Linked DNA regions of Homo sapiens: region 2 is linked to region 1. Evidence: chromatin contacts called from ENCODE Hi-C or POLR2A ChIA-PET data. All regions are on one chromosome and are shown on one strand. The core of a region is the stretch at or near the end of the contact, and the rest is flanking DNA. Distances in the headings are between cores, read along the strand shown.

What was found. A loop is a pair of places that touch in the nucleus more often than their neighbours do. ChIA-PET counts read pairs that join two places held with the same protein, here RNA polymerase II (POLR2A). Pooled maps may share reads with other maps.
Region 2: a pooled map shows a loop between it and region 1 (11-fold over the local background). The contact joins the promoter of TRMO here to the promoter of SEC61B in region 1. A Hi-C loop is called at or near these places in 1 of 168 maps with a recorded cell type or tissue (OCI-LY7) and 8 of 50 pooled maps. POLR2A ChIA-PET finds 5 or more read pairs at or near these places in 2 of 52 experiments (IMR-90 and activated T-cell).

Annotation. Positions count from the first base shown.
Region 1 is chr9:99,218,613-99,223,816 of GRCh38, forward strand. It overlaps SEC61B (SEC61 translocon subunit beta), which reads left to right and starts at 3,670. Exons shown (of 4, transcript NM_006808.3): 1 at 3,670-3,754; 2 at 3,934-4,031. The coding sequence starts at 3,752. It overlaps ALG2 (ALG2 alpha-1,3/1,6-mannosyltransferase), which reads right to left and starts at 3,330. Exons shown (of 2, transcript NM_033087.4): 1 at 2,935-3,330; 2 at 1-224. The coding sequence starts at 3,282. RefSeq lists enhancers at 250-419, 3,420-3,739 and a cis regulatory region at 335.
Region 2 is chr9:97,920,591-97,925,584 of GRCh38, forward strand. TRMO (tRNA methyltransferase O) reads right to left here and starts at 1,910. Exons shown (of 5, transcript NM_016481.5): 1 at 1,828-1,910. The coding sequence starts at 1,903. RefSeq lists an enhancer at 1,513-1,962.

The sequences.
Region 1 (5,204 bases), core at 2,420-4,919:
AGGGACTTGAATGTTTCCTTAAAAACAGCAGCTGTGAACTGGCTGTTGACTAAGATGCAGTCTGCCATGCCTGTGGTGTATTCCTCTATCCAGTCAATTGGGGCCCTGTATAGTCGTTTAAGAAAAGAATCTCTCTTGGTGAGAAGCAGATCTGGGAAGTGACAGTAAAATAGGATCTTCTTCCGCCGTCTAGCCAGCCTGAACACTGGGATACAGGCAGACACCTAGCCAAAGCAAAAATCAACAGCGGATAAAGTGGTCAACTCAACTTCAACCAAACCAAAAACACAGACACCCACCCCGTCTGGCTAGTCTGTGGGCTCCTCATGGGCAATGTCTGATTCTGTTTTATTCCCCAAGACTCTCACCCAGTACCATATGCCTGGTGTACAGAAGGCTACAGACGTTTGCTAGATGTGTGCTAAACATTTAAAGCTTCAAGTCCAGTGATTTCCTCTTGTATAGTGCTGTCTAATAGAAATCTAGTAATATTAAAAATGTTTTTAAGGGTGAAATTAATTTTAACATATTATTTACCGAAAACATTATCATTTCAAAATGTAACCAATACTAAACAGTATTAATGAGATACTTTATATATACATATATTTCACATTACATCTTCAAAATCGGTTTGTATTTTAACTTTAGCACATCTCAGTTTAGACTAGCCACATTTCAAGTGCTCAACAGCCACATGTGGCTAGTGGCTACCATACTGAACAGTGCCGCTCTAGGATCTTTCTCCTTCTAAGGAACTGAATGAATGAACTATAGTAGTTTAGAGCACAAGCTCTAGATTCAAGACTGCCAGGGTTTGAATCTCAGCTCTACTAACTGGCCACGATCAAGTAATTTATCCCACTCTGGGCCTTAGTTTCCTCTTCTGTAACATGGTGACAAATTATAGTTCAAAAAACCCATATACTTTTTGTGATTATTAAATGCACTGATATATGCAAAACACATGGAGTTTAGCACACAGTATGTGCTCAATAAATATTAAAGCTAGTCATCATTGAGCATGAACTACATGCTGGCATTACTACAGACTTTCTTGTTGGGTAATCTTTACAAGTCATTTTAGTCTCAGCTAACTTAAAACCTGAAGAAGGTAACTTTAGGGATAATGTGCAATTTATTCAAAGCCACTTAATTAAAGCAGTAGATACGGAACTTGAATCCAAGATGCCTATTTCCAAGCCAATAATTTTTCCTCTACCCACTATAGTCTCAGCTGCCTCATGTCTACTGACACATGCAGGATGTTTGGTAAATGTCCACGTTACTTAAAAAGAAAGCTTCCATGCAAGCAAGGATGATCAAAAGTAACTCAGGAGTCATAATTAAAGAAACACAAATACAAATGTGATGCCATCTGCACCTATCAGTTTGGCAAAGTTTAAAATGGTTAATATCCAAGGCGGACAAAAGCATGGAGTAAGAGGCTCTATCATACATTGTGGGGGAGTAAAGTGACACAGCCTCCTTGGTAGGCAAACTTGGCAGTAGCTATTGATATTTAAAATGAACAACTCTTAGACCCACCAACTTTAGGAATTTCCTCAAACGACATATTTGCAGAAGTACAAAAATATTTTAAAAAAAAGAAGTAAAAGGATGTTCATTACAACACTGATCTATTCACAAAAAACTAGTCACAACATTAGTGTCCTTTAAGGAGAATGTTTAATTATGACACACTTAAACAAAAGTGGATTTTCTGGCCACTATGAAGAATGAAGTGAATCTCTAATATTGATACATAAGAATGTCCCGGCTGGGCGCAGTGGCTCATGCCTGTAATCCCAGCACTTTGGGAGGCCGAGGTGGGCGGATCGCGAGGTCAGGAGTTCGAGACCAGCCTGGCCAACATGGTGAAACCCCATCTCTACTAAAAATAGAAAAAATTAGCCGGGCGTGGGGCGCGCACCTGTACTCCCAGCTACTCTGGAGGCGGAGGTTGCAGTGAGCCGAGATCGCGCCACTGCACTCCAGCCTGGGAGACAGAGCAAGACTCCGTTTCAAAATAAATAAATAAATAAATAAATTTTTGCTGAAAAAGATGCCTAATAGTAGGTATGTCATAATACCAATTATGTACCAATAAGAAGATATAGATATACCTATGAAAAGACACAGGCTGGTGTCACCACAACTTCTGAAAAAATACAAGAGAAACTTAACGGTGGCTATCTTCAGGGAGTAGAATAGGACGGGGCTTTTAGGTTACATCCTTCTATACTACTAAATTTTTAATCGAGTAAATGTTACTTTTTAAAGTCATCTTTTTTAGGATGGGGAAAAATGCACGAAGGAAAGAGTCAAGAATAGCTACAGGGCAGATCCAGGTGGACATTATTTACCAAGGTAAAAAGCTTGAACTTTTCTCCAAAAACCAATGGGGAGCCATGTACAAGTTTTAATAGGGGCATGATATATTCAGCTTGGCGTTTTTAACACATGACACTGCTGAGGACGGTGTGGCCTGGCTCCGAACACAAGGACAGTGGGATGCAAATGGCCTGAAAGGAGAGTCAACAAAAATAACAGGTAAGCGGGAAGACAACACGCGAGTTACTCATTAGTAAAAGGTGACTGAAGCTGACTTCTAATACCAGCGTTTCTCAGAGCCCCAAAGACTATCTACCTCGGAATCACCCTATGACCCAGTTAAAATGCAGATGTCTGGGCCCCACCTCAGGGCACCTGGATGAAAACTTCCTGGAGGATGGAACCCCAGCAATCTGCAACTTTAAATGGGCCCACACTAAAGTTAGAGAACCACAGGCTCGCTCACAACCCTGACTTCTCCATGTCAGTTCCGATCTTTGCGAACCGCAGACAGGGAAGGTCTTCTCTCAGGGGTCATGCCCGCGGCCGCCCTCCACGGCGAGGTCCGCACTCGCGCAGCCGGCCCCGCGGCCGCCTCACCTGGTCGCACACTACCACGTCGAACTCCTCGTCGGCGAGGAACAGCACGTAGAGCGCCAGGAAAACCATGCGCACGTAGGCGCAGACGGCGGCGCCGCGGCCGCCCCAGCCCAGGCCTCGCGGCAGCCAGTCCCCGGCACAGCGCACCGGTAGCTCGCGGCTCTCGGCGAAACAGTGGCCCGGGTCGTAGTGCGCTGTCCAGATCTTCACGCTACACCCGCGCGCCTGCAGCGCCAGCGCCGCGTCCAACACCAGCCGCTCAGCGCCGCCCACGCCCAGGTCTGGGTGGAGGAACAGCACCGACGGCTTGGGAACCGAGTCCCGTTCCCGGCCCTGCTCCTCCGCCATGGCCCTGGAGCCGCAACTGCACCCCGCACCCTGATGGGGGTCTTCTGCGCAAGCTCCGCGCTCGTAGCTCCCAGCTGGCCACTGCGGGCCGACCCCGCCCTGCCGTACGTGCGTCAGTTAGGCCACATCAGCGCAAATCTGTGAGGGTCTAGTAACTGCCTGAGAAAATATCTTGTCTGACCCCGGTTATATTTTTCCTTCGGTAGGGATTGGACTTTCTGAAGGACGTTGTGATCCAAAGGAAGGAGGCCGGAGGTCTCTACTTCCCATACAGCAGGTAACTAAGTTGTCTGTAGCAGACTGTCTACAGGCATATCGTGAGACGACCCAGGCGTCCCTGGGGTCAGAGAGGACCTTGCCTGCAAGTCCGGGGGCGGGGCCTGAGTCAGTCTCGCCAGCTGCCGGTCTTTCGGGGGCTCCGTAACTTTCTATCCGTCCGCGTCAGCGCCTTGCCACCCTCATCTCCAATATGGTATGGCGGCCCTTCCATGATCCCCGCCTCTCCCAGAAGCCCTGACTCCTCCTGCTTTGCGCCGTGCTTTTCCTCTGTAGCTCCCTTGCTTCCCCCAGCCTCGGGTGTGGGTGTCTAGGCCGGGGTTCTGGGGCAGGCCTGCCGCGCTCACCCGTCTGTCTGCTTGTCTCCCTCTACAGCCTGGTCCGACCCCCAGTGGCACTAACGTGGGATCCTCAGGGCGCTCTCCCAGCAAAGCAGTGGCCGCCCGGGCGGCGGGATCCACTGTCCGGCAGAGGTAAGGAACCCTGCAGTTCGTTCGCTTCCAGACTCGGAGATAGGACCCAGAACCTCGCTGATTCTGGGGTGGAGACCCTAGCATGTGAAGATTGACAAAGGCAAAATGAGCTTCTAGTGACGTGGCCGTGGGAGTAGTTAAAGGCCTTTTGGGAGGAAGGCGACATTTTTTTTCTCGTTGCTCAGTTTAGGGCACTACTCTTAAAAAAGGAAAGTTAACAAACTGGAATAGAGTCAGAGATAACTTTGAGAAAACCGATGTCATTAAACTGGTGTCTCTGGACCTGAGGTTTGCACTCACATTTCCATCTGGCGGCCCCATAAGCAATCTGTCCTACAGATAACTCGTCCTACACAAAACTTAGTCTCTTTTCAGCTCAGCTCTCTCACTCTCAATTATATCTCCTTACTTCCATATGGCACTGTTGTACACTCATTTACTCAGAGCCAGAAACGTCAGCGTCATCTTGGATTTTTCTTATGCTCTTTCTCTCTCTAGTCATATGCCAGACTTTAAACTCTGCTTGAAAGCTTTCTCATAAGCTCTTTCCTTTTCCCTTTCTACTGCTTTGCATTTGCTACTTAACCCTTTTCTTCAGGCTGTTTGCTTTCCAGTCCATCGTTCGCTCTGCTGTTACTCTTCTGCGTAGTTTCTGTTACTTGTTGCTGAACTAAAAAAAACAAACAAACAAAAAAAAAAAACCGGGGGGATACCAAAGCTCTTAGTGGTCATTTCAGCCTAACCTTTCTTTTTCCTTTTTTTTTTTTTGGGATGGAATCTCACTCTGTCGCCCAGGCTGGAGTGCAGTGGCACGATCTCGGCTCACTACAGCCTTTGCCTCCAGAGTTCAAGCAATTCTCCTGCCTCAGCCTCCTGAGTAGCTGAGACTGCAGGCACGTGCCACCACACCCAGCTAATTTTTTGTATTTTTAGTAGAGACGGGGTTTCACCATGTTAGCCAGGATGGTCTCGATCTCCTGACCTTGTGATCCTCCGTCTCTGCCTCCAAAAGTGCTGGAATTACAGGCGTGAGCCACTGCGCCCGGCCTTCAGCCTAATCTTTCTTTGCTGTCCTATGATCCAGCACTCGTGAACCCATTACTGTTTTCTGAATTCACAAACTTTCTCCCTCATCTCAAGGCAAATTTCTACTTATTTTCCAAGACTAAGCTC
Region 2 (4,994 bases), core at 660-3,159, 1.3 Mb before region 1:
TCAGGCTTTTTCCTCATTTAAACATTACAACTGTATTAACTGTGTAATAAGTAAAAAGCCAGCAAGCAATCAATGTGGGGTTTTTTGTGTACAGGATTGTCTACACGTCTTGCTCTGAAAATAAGTTCAGGTCCTTTTCATTTCCACCTGTACTATTAAATTACCCTTCTTAGGCTTTCTGTCCCCACTGCAAGTTCTTCCCCTTCTCAAAATACTCTAGACGAATCCTCAACACTCCTAGAGTTTCTTGTGTTATGCTAACTCTTTAACTTTAAACTTTTCATATTCTCCACTGTTAACAGACTTTGTATTTCTTAGCCTGGTACTCAAGTTTCTTCACAATCAGAATCCAAAGGTTCCCACCTCCCTGTTCCATCCAACACTTTAGACTTCTAGCTCCCCAAACCTATACTGTGTAGACTTCTGAGCCCTGGCTTCTGCGTTTTCCTTCCTGTCAAAATATGAGACCTGTAATCGGCAGTGTGCAACAATTTTTTTTAAATAAGCACATTTGGCCAGGTAATAGCACTTCCAAGAAATTTAACAAAGTTCAAACTTTAGAATGTACACAAACATTTCGGCTTCAAGAGCTTTCTTTTAGAACAATGCAAACTGGCAATAACTTAAATGCTCAGTAACAGGAAGCTGGTTAAATTAGAGCACATATCTAAAACAAAGCGTTAGGCTGGTTGCAGTGGCTCATGCCTGTAATCCCAAAACTTTGGGAGGCTAAGGCAGGTGGATTGCTTAAGCCCAGGAGTTTGAGACCAGCCTGGGCAACACGGTGAGAGCTTGCCTCTACAAAAATTAATAATAACAAAACAAAGTGTTAATTTTTTTTTTTTTTTTTTGAGACGGAGTCTCGCTCTGTCGCCCAGGCCGGAGTGCAGTGGCGCGATCTCGGCTCACTGCAAGCCCGCCTCCCGGGTTCATGCCATTCTCCTGCCTCAGCCTCCCGAGTAGCTGGGACTACAGGAGCCCACCACCACGCCCGGCTGATTTTTTTGTATTTTTTAGTAGAGACGAGGTTTCACCGTGTTAGCCAGGATGGTCTCGATCTCCTGACCTCGTGATCCGCCCACCTCGGCCTCCCAAAGTGCTGGGATTACAGGCATGAGCCGCTGCGCCCGGCCCAAAGTGTTATAATTAACATTAACTGCCCTGTTAAGATTTTTTTTTAAATTATTTTAACGTTACTAAACAGGTCGTATAGTACCTCACTTTCCAAGTGTGTATGCAAAGAAACAAGCGTGGAAGGTAGACACCAAGATATTGACAATGGCTTTCTCTGGCAGGTTATTTTAATTTTCTTCCATTTGCTTTCCAGTTTCTAAAGCTAATATATTCCTCTATGAAAACGTGTGAGTAAAGAGAAACAAATTCATGCCTTGTCTTTCTAGGCCCAATTTAAAACTATTTTCTCCCCCAGAAACTTTCCCCCTTCTCTGTCCTCATTCCTACAGCGCAGGATGCCTCTCTATGGCATTTATTAATTCCTAACCCGCCTAACACCATCTCCCATACGCTATGGCAAGGAAACCCCTAAGAGAAAAGCCCCTACGCTGCACGTAGCTGCTCCAGCTACTGAGCCAAGACTACGCAGACAGTACAAGTCTTATAACAAAGCGGAACAAGCCAGATGACGTCATCCCGCTCGCCAAAGCACATCACGTGGTCTCCGCAGCACGTGACCCGTGCCTTCGCCGTAGGTAAAAGAATGACGCACGTCAGTTCCAGATCGTGCGTTTTACACCCCTCTCGGCAACGAAGTCCGCTGCCTGGGCCTAAACCTCTCCAGAGTGTGGCACCGCCGGTGTTGGAAGTTACCTGTCTCCAGAGCCGGCTTAACGCAGCCGCACGGGGTCGCTGTAGGCCGAGGCCCCGACTCCTCCAAGCCGCGCATGGCTACTGGTTGCTGAGGTGCCCACCCGACGCATTCAACCTTCCGCTTCCGCTCTCCATGCCTGACGCATGCGCAGTGGCCTCGCCGGCGAGGTCCCGCGAACCCAGGAGAATGTGCGCGCGCAGGGTGGCGTTGAGGGAAGCTTTGAGTTCTCCATGGGGCTTCGAACCCTATCCCGGGCGTGTGCCCCTCCGGGACCCCAATCTCGTTTATCTTACACACAGCTGCTACAGTTGCCCGCCCTCCTAGGGTAGAATGCGACTCCGGCTTCCCGCGCTTTTTGAGAGGGAACACACCTCCATGAAGAACTCGCAACTATGTCTCTCTCGAAACATTATTAAGTAACCTATACGTCCAGTATGACCCTAATTTTTAAGGGATGTGTATATGTAATTAACACAGAGCGGAAGGACTGGACGTTAAGAAATGTTAAGAATTCTCAGGCACCTGTGGTCCCAGCTACCCAGGAGATTGAGGCGGGAGGATCGCTTGAGCCCAGGAGTTTGAGGCTGCAGTGAACCGTGATCGCGCCACTGCACTCCAGCCTGGGTGACAGAGCGAGACCTCGTATCAAAAAAAAAAAAAAAAAAAAAAAAAAAAAAAAAAAAAAAATTATCCCTGGGTGGTGGGAAATTTTTCCATAATATAAGTTATGCTTTGTCAGAAACAACCCCAAATAAGTCTTATTTCAAGTGTGGTGGATGTTATAAAGGAGCCCTACTATGTGCTAGGGGTTAAGGAGTGGGAACTGTTTCTTGTGCTCCACACCTTACCGGAACTGAAGTGAGAATGGAATTATAAGAGTCAACATGCCATGTGCATTGTGGGGATTATTGTCGTTTCTGGACAGCTCTGAGAAGCTAAGAGCTAACAAGAATCATTTAATCCCATGCAATGACCAGTTGTCCTTGCAATGATAGCCTATCTTTTACCCACTTGTAATGCTGTCTCTCACCTTTAGTAAGTTTCTCTGTATATAATTCTCTTTCTGGGAGAAATTTTAAAATCTTTTATCTTTTTATCTGTTAACATCTGCAGTATAAAATATTCAAAAGCATATGAGTCACAGATTGAAAAGTCTAACAACCATGAAAAGATGTTTCCATGTCTGTCCATTTGTCATTGATTTCTGGTAGAAAATAACCAGCAGGAGGAGCCAAATAATTAAAGATTGTGGTTTAAAAAATAAGATAAAACTGATCAAATTCATATAGTGTCTTTTGGCAGGTCATTTTTACAGGACAACTTGGAAAAGGCTGCCATTTTTTTTAGGAGGGACAGCTCTGTGCAGCTGGAGAAACAAGTTTGAAAATCATTGTTTTATATATATATAGCGCGCGCGCGTGTGTGTGTATGTGTGTGTTTATAAAACTGGGCCAGAATTACTGCGCTTGCCACTAGATGGTGGTGTTGCTAAAAATGATAGTCCCGCTTTATCTGTGGAAAGACTAGATTTAAAGAGATATTTGCCCTCCTGGAGGGCATGGTAGACGTTGTTAATCACACAAAAAAATATGTAATTACCAAGTGTGACAAGTACTGAAATGCAAAGCTGATTTGAATATACTAGGGAAATAGATTGCTACTTCTTTTATAGGTAAAATTTCTCTTGACTGAAAACGGGAACTTAAATATGCAGCACATTTTTTAGTCTATGATTTGAAGTTCTTATTATCTTGTCTGGAATTATATGTGATTATTTGCAGTTTATAAGACTTAACCTCTCCTCCAGATGTAAGACCTAGAAATCTGCCTTAAAGAAATGACCTAAATAATTATGTAGTCTTCAGCTTGTACTACTTTGAGAAACACTTCTCAGTAGAGTGATTCTTAACCTCTCATTTGGGTGAAGGACCCCTTTGAGAATCAACTAAAGCTTTGAACCGTCCCACACATCATTTTGGCTATAATATCATATGGTTCATGGGTTTCTAACCTAACATGAGAGGAGGGCAGCACAAAGTCAAGCTAGAAGGATTCTTGCAAAACTTTAATTCTGTCACCTAAAGGTTCTAAGCCAAGAAGAACGCCAGAAGAATTTTAGATGCACAGTGATGTTTAAACAAGAATGGTGAGAAAGCAGAAGTGGTGTGTGAATGCAGGGAGTGATGTAAGAGGGCAAGCAGAAAGGGTCCCGAGAGGTGGAGAGAGAAATTCTGCTTCCTCTAATGTACTGCATTCCTCTTTCCCTCTCCTTCCCCATCTCATCTTTGTGCTCCTGTGCACTGTACGTATGCAAATCTCTTAAGGTCCATCTTAATGCAACGCTGTTAGAACTTGAGACTTCAGTTTACTCTTTTTTTTCCTCTAATTTTGGCCCACTCTGGCAGGTGAAATTGAGACAGAAGCACATTCCAAAGAAGAAAAAAAAGCACTGAGGAAGTCAGATGTGACTTTGGGTGAGTACCTTCCCTCTATGTTATTCCCTCATCTTTAAGTGAGAGTGATAATCACCGCCTGGCCTATTTCACATACTTTTGTACAGATCAAATAAAATAGTTTATGTGAAAGTATAAATGTTGAAGTGTCATTGAGAGGTAAGAAACTATTATATGGTTGTGGCCGGGCGCGGTGGCTCACTCCTGTAATCCCAGCACTTTGGGAGGCCGAGGAGGATCACGAGGTCAGGAGATTGAGACCATCCTGGCTAACATGGTGAAACCCCGTCTACTAAAAATACAAAAAAAAAAAAAAAATAGCCAAGCGTGGTGGCGGGCGCCTGTAGTCCCAGCTAGTCGGGAGGCTGAGGCAGGAGAATGTCGTGAACCCAGGAGGCGGAGCTTGCAGTGAGCCGAGATGGTGCCACTGCACTCCAGCCTGGGCGACAGAGTGAGACTCCGTCTCAAAAAAAAAAAAAAAAAAAAGAGACGAAACTATTATGTGGTTGTGCTGCCCTGCCCTCAGTATGTTGTGTAATAAATATAATAGGGGTATGAATAATTGTGCAATGAATACATCCTGATGGTAAAAAATTTAATGTACACACAAAAGGGGGTAGGCAGATAGGAGGGAAACAATATTGTAACATCCCACTGTACTATTGGTTCTCAACCCTACCTCCACTTTAGGATTGTCAGGAGAGCTTTTAAAA